3 separate regions of the Homo sapiens genome follow, and regions 1 and 3 are each linked to region 2. A link is an interaction called in ENCODE POLR2A ChIA-PET data of the cell type or tissue named here. Cell type or tissue: Panc1. All regions are shown on one strand.

What was found. Peaks named below come from ENCODE experiments on the same cell type or tissue, not always from the same donor. Only the 100,000 strongest peaks of a DNase experiment are listed, where the experiment ranks them.
Region 1: POLR2A ChIA-PET joins it to region 2 with 7 read pairs; 3 of 35 experiments call an interaction of 5 or more read pairs at or near these places.
Region 3: POLR2A ChIA-PET joins it to region 2 with 9 read pairs; 12 of 35 experiments call an interaction of 5 or more read pairs at or near these places.

The regions. Positions count from the first base shown.
Region 1 is chr10:63,335,112-63,339,111 of GRCh38, forward strand. The region is part of intron 2 of JMJD1C (jumonji domain containing 1C); the gene reads right to left. Among named protein-coding and RNA genes, the nearest start is that of MIR1296, 36 kb to the right of the region's middle. In Panc1, no CTCF peak of the experiment used is centred here; no DNase peak of the experiment used is centred here.
Region 2 is chr10:63,504,849-63,508,848 of GRCh38, forward strand. It overlaps a transcript of JMJD1C not described here. Among named protein-coding and RNA genes, the nearest start is that of REEP3, 15 kb to the right of the region's middle. In Panc1, no CTCF peak of the experiment used is centred here; no DNase peak of the experiment used is centred here; H3K27ac peaks cover 223 bases.
Region 3 is chr10:63,618,780-63,622,779 of GRCh38, forward strand. REEP3 (receptor accessory protein 3) reads left to right here. Exons shown (of 8, transcript NM_001001330.3): 7 at 876-1,021; 8 at 2,034-4,000. The coding sequence ends at 2,090. All of the region lies in intron 1 of LOC105378329 (a long non-coding RNA gene), which reads right to left. Among named protein-coding and RNA genes, the nearest start is that of REEP3, 99 kb to the left of the region's middle. In Panc1, no CTCF peak of the experiment used is centred here; no DNase peak of the experiment used is centred here.

The DNA of each region.
Region 1 (4,000 bases), 170 kb before region 2:
CTACCTCACAGGTAATAAGGTCAGACAAAGCAGTCTGACAAAGTGCCTCTGAATGTTGCTATCAGAGATTGTTGTTCCAGGTCAGACACAGCAGTCTGTCAAAGTGCCTCTGAATGTTGTTATCAGAGAATGTTGCTTCAACCTGAACAATGAAAGCTGTAAGACAAACAACCTGGATACCCTGTTTAAAAATGGTGATAATGTAGGCATGGGGGCAAAGCAATGCAAAAAAAGACCTCTGCACTACCATATGTTGAGAATATAAAGAAGTGCTTAATATTCCAGTTAAAAAGCTAAATATTCCATTTAATATTCAGTTAAAAAGAAAATTGATTCCAAATATAATTCCCCTTAAAAGTTGGCATTTTCACTGCAATGTGCAATCTGAACCATCATACTTGTTTTTTTGTTTTGTTATGAGACAAAGTCTTACTCTGACGCCCAGGCTGGAGTGCAGTGGCACAATCCCGGCTCACCGCAAGCTCCGCCTCCAGGGTTCAAGCCATTCTCCTGCCTCAGCCTCCCAAGTAGCTAGGATTACAGGCACCTGCCACTGCAACAGCTAATTTCTGTATTTTTAGTACAGACGGGGTTTCACCATGTTGGCCAGACTGTTCTTGAACTCCTGACATCAAGTGATCTGCCTGCCTCGGCCTCCCGAAGTGTTGAGATTACAGGCATGAACCACGGCGCCTGGCATAATATTTTCCTAAAAAAAAAACACTTTGGCTGGGCACCGTGGCTCACGCCTGTAATCCCAGCACTTTGGGAGGCCAACACAGACAGATCACCTGAGGTCAGGAGTTCAAGAACAGCCTGGGCAACATGGTGAAAACCCATCTCTACTTAAAATACAAAAATTAGCCAGGCGAGGTAGCTTGTGCCTGTAGTCCCAGCTACTCGGGAGGCTGAGGCAGGAGAATCACTTAAACCTCGCAGGCGGAGGCTGCGGTGAGCGGAGATCGCACCACTGCACTCCAGCCTGAGTGACAGAGTGAGACCCTGTCTCAAAAAAAATAAGAAAAAAAGAAAAAAACCACGTCTATGAAACACAAATATCTAATACCACCCTTAAAATTGTATTAACCATGTAATCTCAGCACTTTGGGAGGCCGAAGGCAGGAGGATCACCTGAGGTCAGGAGTTCGAGACCAGCCTGGCCAACATGGTGAATCCCCGTCTCAACCAAAAATACAATTAGCTGGACATGGTGGGATGTGCCTGTAATCCCAGCTACTTGGGAGGCTGACGCAGGAGAACTGCTTGAACCCAGGAGGCAGAGGTTGCAGTGGGCCAAGATTGCACTACTGAACTCCAGCCTGGGCGACAGAGCAAGACTCTGTCTCAAAAAATAATAATAAATAAATAAAACTACTTACCCAGATTTCAATCCTAATAATACATTTAATTTTCCATTAGTTTCCACATCACGATCCCTAAAGCTATTTCCTAGGATACTTTAAAATCTATAGAATAAATAAAAAAGAAGAATGAGATAGTTAATCTAAAAAACAAAGGACAAATATTATAAAGGGTCAGCACTCACCATCTGTCTCAATGACATCATCAAGGTGTTATGGCTGCTTGGTTTCACACAAATCCTATATTAGAAAACCCTGACAATCCGATATCAACTTGTCATTTTCCCTTATAGAAGAATGCAAATAAACAGAGTGTGAGCCAGGAAAAGCTAATTCCTAATTAGTGCCCACTGCATTCAACTCTAGCCCTCTTTTTTTGTTTGTTTTTTAAGACAGAGACTTGCTCTGTTGCCCCTGGAGTGCAGTTGCGTGATTTTGGCTCACTGCAACCTCCGCCTTCTGTGTTCAAGCGATTCTCCTGCCTCAGCCTCCCAAGTAGCTGAGATTACAGGTGCCCGCCACCACAATCAGCTAATTTTTGTATTTTTAGTAGAGAGGGGGTTTCACCATGTTGGCCAGGCTCGTCTCAAGCTCCTGACCTCAGGTGATCCGTCCACCTTGGCCTCCCAAAGTGCTGGGATTACAGGTGTGAGCCACCATGCCTGGCCAACTCTAGCCCTCTTAACTTCCAAGTTAAGAAATGCTTTGTAAAATCATAGAAACTCCACCATTGAGACCGGCACGGGCACCACTGAGACTGGGCACTTGAGACCAGCCTGGTCAATATGGTGAAACCCCATGTCTACTGAAAATATAAAAATTAGCCGGGCGTGGTGGCACACGCCTGTAGTACCAGCTACTCGGGAGGCTGAGGCAGGAGAATTGCTTGAAACTGGGAGGCAAACCTTGCAGTGAGCCGAGGTCTTGCCACTGTACTCTAACCTGGGTGACAGAGTGAGCCTCCGTCAGAAAGAAAGAGAAGGCGGGGGGGGGGGAGGGAGAGAGAGAGGGAAGGAGAAAGAAGAGAAAAGAGAAGGGAGGAGAAGGGAGGGGAAGGGAGGGGAGGGGAGGAGAGGACAAGAAAAGAAAAGAAAAGAAAAGAAAAGAAAAGAAAAGAAAAGAAAAGAAAAGAAAAGAAAAGAAAAGAAAAGAAAAAGAAAAGAAAAAAAATCCGCTATTGTTCCTCACAGTAATCCACTAACAGTGGCAGTCCTGTTCCTTGGGGAAGCCTCATATAGATTACAGATTCCCTCATTCTTCCTACCACTTGAGGAAGAGCAAGCTGATGAGCCAGAAGATGTGTGATCATGCTCTCATGCCCTTTTCTCCCAGAGGTAAGGTATATTTAGTGACATTCTGTTGTTATTACTATAGTAAGAAATCTCTTCGCAAAGTATTTGATAATTTAAAATTGTAAACTAAAACCACTTCATATTCATTGTCTTAATCACCATAAGAATCTCAAGATGAAGATGTGGCAAGTAAAACTATAAGAGGTTAAATAACATACAAGCTCATAATCTTCATAAAGAAAGCTGAGAGTAAAACCCATGTCAGCTGACCACTAACCCAAGTTTTCTTTTCACAGCGGTAAAAGACCAACATAAATAAACAGAAATACTATTTCTAAAGAGTTTATCTGGAGCTCTTTAGAGTAAATCTGAATATCATCAGTTTTAAGAGACAGAGTCTCACTTTGTCACTCAGGCTGGAGTGCACTGGTGCAATCAGATCTCACTGCAGCCTCAAGCTCCTGGGCTCAAGCCATCCTCCTGCCTCAGCCTCCCAAGTAGCTGGGACTACAAATGTGCACCACCATGCCCAGCTTATTTAAAAAATTCTTATAAGATGGAGTTTCACCATGTTGCCCAGGTTGCTCTTGAACTCTTAGCCTCAAGAAATTATTCCATCTCAGCCTCCCAAAGTACTGGGATTACAGGCATGAGCCACCATTCTCAGCCCTTGATTTGGATCTTAATGATTTGTTTTGTTGTTGTTGCCTGGCTGTTTTTGAAACTTTTCAGATAAAATTTAAGTAGGCACCGCTAAGATAGACCTAGATATAGTGGCATCATTTCAAGGAAGCTTAAGGGCTGACTACACATGCTACATTAGCCACTACAAACTTTAAACATTTTGAATAATCAAATATCTTTCTGCTCCTTAGATTTTTTTTTTTTTTTTTTTTTTTTTGAGATAGAGTTTCGCTCTTGTTACCCAGACTTGAGTGCAATGGTGCAATCTCAGCTCACCGCAACCTCTGCCTCCTGGGTTCAAGCGATCCTCCTACCTCAGCCTCCCAAGTAGCTGGGATTACAGGCATGTGCCACCATGCCCAGTTAACTTTCTGTTTTTAGTAGAGACAGGGTTTACTCCATGTTGGTCTGGCTGGTCTTGAACTCTCAACCTCAGGTGATCCACCCGCCTCAGCCTCCCAAAGTGCTGGGATTACAGGTGTCGTGAGCCACTGCACCCAGCCTTTAGTTTAATTCTTCATCTTGTGTAGTATGAAAGATTATTGTTTCACTTTATGAAGATGTGAGAATGAGCAAATATGTTTTCTTCATCCCAAGAGGCCCCTTGTTTATGGTAAAAAAACAAAAAATATATTTCTATTACCATTCTACAAGCTGGTAGAT
Region 2 (4,000 bases):
CTACAAAAAATAAAAATAAAATGTTAGCCGAGCTTGGTGGCACAAGCCTGCAGTCCCAGCTACTCGGGAGGCTGAGACAGGATCAACTGAGCCCAGGAGTTTGAGGTGAGCTATGATCATACCACTGTACTCCAGCATGAGTGACACAGCAAGGTCTTATCTCCATTTAAAAAAGCTTCCTCAGCTGGGCACAGTGGCTCACGCCTATAACCCCAGCACTTTGGGAGGCCTAGGCAGGCGGATCACGAGGTCAGGAGATCGAGACCATCCTGGCTAACACGGTGAAACCCCGTCTCTATTAAAAATATTTTTTAAAAAATTAGCTGGGAATGGTGGCGGGCGCCTGTAGTCCCAGCTACTAAGGAGGCTGAGGCAGGAGAATGGCATGAACCAGGGAGGCGGAGCTTGAAGTGAGCCGAGATCGCGCCACTGCACTCCAGCCTGGGTGACAGTAGGAGAGTCCGTCTCAAAAAAAAAAAAAAAAAAGCTTCCTCGAGTGATTTTTAGCAAGGCATACATGTTCCTCCTTAGAACCAGACATAAAAAGAAGGGAGGATGCTAAGTAACACAAAGGAATTTCACGGTAAGATGATTGAAAATTCAAGATTTTAGAGATGGACAAGTATTTTCAGGGTTTCAGCTGAATGGGATTGGAAGCTTCATAGCAGAGCAGAAGTTCACAACTTTAGAGTCTGTTATAATGGCTCTGATTATTTAACCATATAGCTAATTATATATTTAATTATGGTGGGCTTTTAAAAAAATTACTGGGTCCTACCCAGAGATTCTGATTTAGTTGGTCTGGGGTAGGAACTGAGAATGTTTGTTCAAGAAGCATCACAGAAGATTTGAGCATAGGCTGTACAAACAATTTCAAGATAAATAGTGTAGAGTCACTTTTGAGAATGTAAAACAAACAGGGATGCAAATAGAGCTTTTAAACACATACTAGATAGCCCTCCTCCCCCCACAGTACCCACCCCCCATCAACACACACATAACCTGAAACAGGCCTGAGATAAAGTCTTACAGGTGGGATTCAGAATCGAAGCCTGACATCCATGAGAAGGCAAACGTGTACAATTTCTCCCCCTGCCAAAATTTAGTCTTTCTTCTCTCCAATAAGAACTTACTGGTATCCACACATTCTCAACAATACAGCAGTATCCTTCTATTTAATAGCTGCTAATTTGGCAGGTAAGAAAATTTTTATCTGGATTTCTTTAATAATCAGTGAGACCAAAAACACTTTCTTAGTGTGACATGCCAAAATTTATTAACATGTGAGTGTACTCAGTCTTCCTCCTCTACTCATTCTGCCCTTCCTAAAAAGGAAGATTTGCTGGAACTAAGTTGATCAATATAATAAAGGAATAAAGAAGGAAATGTTGATGAGAAGAAACCTTGTTGGTTGGGATTTAGGAAGAAAGCTTTAGAGTTTGACCAGTGAGAAGTTCCTGGGCAGCAGGAAGCAAGGAAAAGAGAAAAGGAACTTGTAAAAAATATTAATGTGGTTATGAATTAAGTTCCCTTTAATACACTCTTTGAAGACAAATAGAATTCCTTTTTAATTCCTTCTGGTTTTAAACTATGCTTCTTGAACAAGCCCCAGTTCTGAACTTGCACCATGTACTTTTCTGAATTAGCTGGGATTATATCCAGGCCATTTTCCTGGCCACCTGGAAAAGCCTAGCTGCTTTTGTAAACTTTCTGCAGATATCCTTTGCATATTTTTTCTTCTGAGACTTATTTTTTAATAAAATTTGTTTCTTAAGACTGTTTTAGGGTCACAGCCAAACTGAGTGGAAAGTACAGAGTTCCCATTTACCGCCTGTCCCTACACAGACACAACCTCCTCCAATATCAACATCCCACAGAAGAATGGTACATTTGTTACCATCAATGAACCTACAGTGACCCAGTATTATCAACCAAAGTCCATAGTTAACATTAGGGTTCACTCTTGATGTTGTGCATTCTACCATCTTTGACATATGTATAATGACATGTATGCACTATTATAGTACTGTACATAATAGTTTCATTGCCCTAAAAACCCTGTTCTCTGATTATTCACCCCTCTCTCCCCTGTAACCCATAATAATGGCTAATCTTTTTACAGTCTCCATGGTTTTTGCCTTTTCTAGATGTCATGCAGTCATAATCATACACTGTGCAGCCTTTTCAGGTTGGCTTCACTTACTAATATGAATTTCAGGTTCCTCCATGTCTCTTCAAGGCCTGATAGCTCATTTTTTTCTAGTGCTAATATTTCATTGTCAAAATGTACCTTAACTCATTTATGCATTTACCTACTAAAAGGCATCTTGGTTATTTCCAAGTTTTGGTGATTATGAATACAGCTGCTATAAACATTTGCGTGCAGGTTTTTGCGTGAACATATTTCAATTCATTTGGGAAAATACGGAGAAGCATGATTGCTGGGTTAAATGGTTAAGAGTATGTTTAGTTTTGTTAGAAACTGCCAAACCGTCTTTAAAAGTGGCTGTGCCAGCCGGGTACGATGGCTCATGCCTGTAATCCCAGCACTTTGGGAGGCTGAGGCGGGGGGATCACCGGAAGTCAGGAGATCGAGACCAGCCTGGCCAACATGGTGAAAGCCTGTCTCTACTAAAAATACAAAAAATTAGCCAGGAGTGGTGGCAGATGCCTGGAATCCTAGCTACTCGGGAGACTGAGGCAGGAGAATCACTTGAACCCGGAAGGTGGAGGTTGTAGTGAGCTGAGATTGCACCACTGCACTCCTGCCTGGGCAACAGAGTAAGACTCTGTCTCAAAAAAAAAAAAAAAAAAACAGTGGCTGTGCCACTTTGCATTCCCACCAGCAATGGATGAGTTCCTATTGTTTCATATGCTAGTCAGCATTTTGTGTCATCGGTGTTCTGAATTTTGGGCATTCTAATAGGTACATGGTGGTATCTCACATTTTAATTTGCATTTTCCTGACAACATATGATGTGGTACATCTTTTCACGTGTTTACCTGCCATCTACAAATCTTCTTTGGTGAGGCGTCTGTTAAGGTCTTTAGCTCATTTTTTAATCAGGTTGTTTATATTCTTACTGTTGACGTTGAAGAATTATTTGTATATTTTAAGTAGTCGTCGTTTATCAAATATATCTTTTGCAAATATTTTCCTCCCAGCCTGTGGCTTGTCCTTTAATTCTCTTCACAGTGTCTTTTGCAGAGAAAAAAAAAATTAACTTTAATGAAATTCCAGCTTATCAAGTCTTATCAATGACTTTCTAGATACTACACCAAAGACACAATCTTGGATTGTAATCTGCCTGGTGTAAGGTCTGTGTCTTGATTGATTTCTTTTGCATGTGAATGTCAGGTTATTCCAACATTATTTTTTGAAAATATTATATCTTTTTTCCATTGTATTGCCTTTATTCCTTTGCCAACGATCATTTGACTATATTTACAAGGGTCTGTGTCTGGGCTCTATTGTGTTCCACTGATCTATTGGTCTATTCTTTCACTAGTGCCATACTGTCTTGATAACTGCAGTCTTACAGTAAGTCTTGAACTTGGGCAGTGTCAATTCTCCAACTTTGTTCTTTTCCCTTAATATTGTGTTGACTGTTCTGGATCTTCTGCCTCTCCATATAAACTTTAGGATCAGTTTCTTGATAGCCACAAAGTAACTTAGTGGGATTTTGACTGTGATTGTATTGAATCTATAGATCAAGTTGGGAAGAACTGACATTCTGATGATGCTGTGTCTTCCTATCCATGAACATAGAATACTTCTATATTTATTTAGTTCTTCTGTTTTCTTTCATCAGTTTTGTAGGTTTCTTTACATAGATCTTGTATATATTTTGTTAGATTTATACCTATAAATTTCATTCTGGGGGTTGCTAATGTAAATGGTATTGTGTTTTTAATTTCAAATTCCACTTGTTCACTGCTGGCAATAAGAGAAAGTGATAGTGGTTTACAAGTTCCAGAAGTAATTTTCTTGATTCTTTTG
Region 3 (4,000 bases), 110 kb after region 2:
TAACAGGTTCTCAAGGTAACTCTGACGTGCTCAAGTTTGAGAACCTCAGCTTCAGGGTTGGAAGAGTTTTCGTCCTTGAGGCCAAGCCTCAAGATGCTCTCAGACTTCCTGACTGTGTGGATGTTTGCATATTGGCCCGTAGTAAGTCTTTATAGCTACACATAACAGCCTTCTAGCATACTCGCGTGATCTCTCACTGATCTGCCTGATTCTATTTTCTTTGACTAGTATCTGTCACACAGTCTGTGGTACTTCTAATTACTGCAGCCTACCTGGCTGGGTTTTATCTCAGCAACTGCAATAGCAGCTAACATCCCCATCCTCATCACCTGCCCCCAGTGACCTTATTTTGCCCAAAGTTCTAGCCCCCTGGGGTCTTCCTCAATGCCTTAAGTAAACCCTACCATTCCCAGTCTTGACAAAAGATACGACACATAGAACGGAAAAGCCTTAATTCCTAATTCAAGGCAAAAGTGCAAATGACAGACTAAAACACAAATGCTTGGGTTGAATTCATGAAGAGGAGGAAAGGTGGGAAGAGACTTTTTGCTCTATATCTATTTATATTCTTGAATTTTTTAACAAGATGGTGTGTTACCTACTCAAAAATAAATTATTTTATAATTATTTTTAAAAATGCATAGTAAAAATAAGAATGATCAGGGAAAATTTCCTGGAGGAAATGAGTTATGAGTTTCACCTGGAATAGTGCGAGGCAAAGCTTAATGATAAAGGGCATGGAGCACATTCCAGATGCAAAAAGAGTAACTGGGGGAAATGCAAACCATACAAAGAACTGTACACAGATGGGTCAAAGAGCCGGCGCTGACTGGTGTCCTTTTACCAAAACATGCTGTTTTTGACAACTTGTTTAGGTTATGGAATTCCACTGAAAGACGGAGATGAGAAAACAGATGAAGAAGCAGAGGGGCCATATTCAGATAATGAGATGTTAACACACAAAGGGCTTCGAAGATCGCAAAGCATGAAATCTGTGAAAACCACCAAAGGCCGCAAAGAGGTTGGTTAAGTGTAGAGCTGTTTTCCTAATGATTAGTGAAGGATTTCCCTGCTGTGTTATCATTTAGGATATTAATGATCCATAAATGAAGGATTGGAATGGTAGAACAGCAGTTTGATTTTTTTTTTTTTTTTTTTTTTTTTTAGTTTTTGGGGATAGAGCTTTTTTGCTTTGTCAACCAAATTGGAGTGCAGTGTGGCGTAATCACAGTTCACTCAAACTCCTGGGCTCAAGCAGTCCTCCCACCTCAATCTCCCAAGTAGCTGGAACTACAGGCACATGCCACCGCACCTGGCTAATTTTTTCATTTTTTGTAGAGACAGGGTTTCACCATGTTGCCCAGGCTGGTCTTGAACACCTGGCCTCAAGCAATCCTCTCGCCTCCGCCTCTCGAAGTGCTGGGATTCCAGGCGTGAGCCACCTCACCTGGCCAGCAGTTTATATTTAAAATTCTTTATTCAGATCAATGTATCAGGATATCAGGAAATTTTGAAAATGGTAAACTCTTAATCTTCTGCTATACGTAGAAAATGGCATTCTCATTTAGCAAATCACATAGTTCAAATACCCAGTCCCAGCCCTATGCATAAACAAAGAAAGCAATGAATAAAATTAACCACACAGTTTTGCTTTCAACTAATGCTACATGAAGATTAAATAGTAAACAGTTAACCATAATAACATATTGTCTTTATACCCAGAAAGCAGTGGAGGACTGTGAATGGCCTCTGATCATTATAATCAATGTTCATTGACATTGTACTAAGCAAAACATAAATAATAGGATTAATGTTTTTATGTTATTAGTAATAATCTGTAACATATATCTAAATATTACCAACTACATTTTTTATGAGTTTATAAGTAGTGCTGTCTTATATACATTTATTAAGAGAATTCATTCTTTATATCAAAAAGGTAAAAAAATTACTATGATTATGAACTATTAAATCTGATGTAATTTTTTAAAGTAATCATCTAATTCTTAATAATAAAACATTTCTCTCTTCAGGTGCGGTACGGGTCACTAAAATACAAAGTGAAGAAACGACCACAAGTGTATTTTTAGTCATCTACACGTCAAATATCCCAAGACAGATTATGCTAAATACATCGACTTCATCTTCTAACATGATATATTCAGGATTTACACATTAAAATGATTATTTAAATTGTGGCAGTGATGGGGTTTACTTTCATGAATTTAAATTGTTTTTATTTCTGTAACAATTGCTTCCAAATATTGACTACTAAAGGCAGTTCTGCAAGATGTACTAAATATGTATATTAGAAATTATAGAAAATCATGTTGTCCGTTTTCAAATTCATCAACAGCCTAGAGTGCCTGAGATATAAGATGAAACACAAATCCACAGTATACTTGAAAGGAGCCTTTTTACGGTTCAGGATAAATCAGCCTTTGTGATGTACTGTGTTTACCTCCTTTTGTGTTGTATCTGGTAATTAAATAGGCCTCAGATTCAGCAGTGACATAACAAGGACATAATGTAAGATAATAAAGTAGGTTTTATATATTCTTTAAATTTTTACTTATATAATACTTTCTAGTTTTTCCACCATCAGCTGAAAGTTTTTGAAACAAATATTTGAAAACCAGGTATCCACACATAGCACTTTTATTCCTGACTAGTTTTGCACACTTGAAAATTGTTTACTTATTTTACAACTGTTTTACTGATGCTATCTTTATTGTTTTTGCCGTATTCTGACATGTCAAATCTATGCCTTGAATTATATCATCTCTTTTCCTGTGGGTTTCATTTGTTAAATTCATTGGATTTTAATAATATAAAAGTATAGCTAATTGTTCAGTTTTAACTATTTTTAATTATCTTCTTAACAAATAAGAAGTTGCTTTAAACATTAACCAATTTTCTATATTTAGCTATACAGAGTAATTGAACTTAACATGTTTTTGTCAACACCAATTACATTTTCAGCTTTTAAAAATGGTAGCTTTTGTGAAATAGAATCAGTGACCAGTATAGCACTTAGATCCCTTCTAACTCATATAATTTTTCTCAGCCAATCCATTCACAAGCTTGGCATTGACATGTGCTGCTAGTTTATAAACTGGCATTGACGAAAATCATTTGAATCTCTTCTGGCTGAGATAATTTGCCAATGCAAAATACAGTTGTCATTAATCCTGCACATTAGAAATTATTAGAAACATATTACTTTTTAACTTTAAATCTCAAAGAGATTTTGAGTTATTGAATTCTTAAGGCTTTCTTAGCTTGAACTGATAACTATGCATTATGAACCCTAAGTCAATATATTTTTGGTGGTTTTAGTGATCAGTAATCAAATTTGTACTTATTATGCTTGTTCAGGTAATTTACTTGACTGTTCTATTTGTTTGTCCAAAAGATAAAATGATGAGAGAGATTCGAGAGGTCTTTGATCTGTCTCCCTTTTAAGAAATGAAGCCAGCTGGTAATGTATATTCAGGACTTCCTCAGAGTATTGGCCAAGAACATAATGTTTACACAGGAGTACCTTGGTATAATGCATACATTGTCTCATGATACTAGTCATAAAATATTTTATGGATTATTTCACATTCTTCATATATAACAAGTAAAATTAATTCAGTTTTCTTCTCCCAACGTTTAATTCTGAATAACTCTATCTACTTTACCCTAATTTTTAGCCTCTTAATTTCTGGAAGGACTCTAATTTCTATTCCAAATTTCTATGAATTCTAATTGTAAATTATCGGAACAGAGTTTTATTTATATGACCTGGTACTAGACTTCTTAATATAACTGTTACACTGTCCTTGTCTTTCCTACTCAAAGACAGTATCATCTGAAGTTGCCTAATAAGGTCATGTGAGTCAAGAACTTTATCTGTGGGAGCTGATTTGCACCATTTTACCTTTTTTTTTTTTTTTTTTTTGAGACGGAGTCTTGCTCTGTCACCAGGCTGGAGTGCAGTGGCGCGATCTCGGCT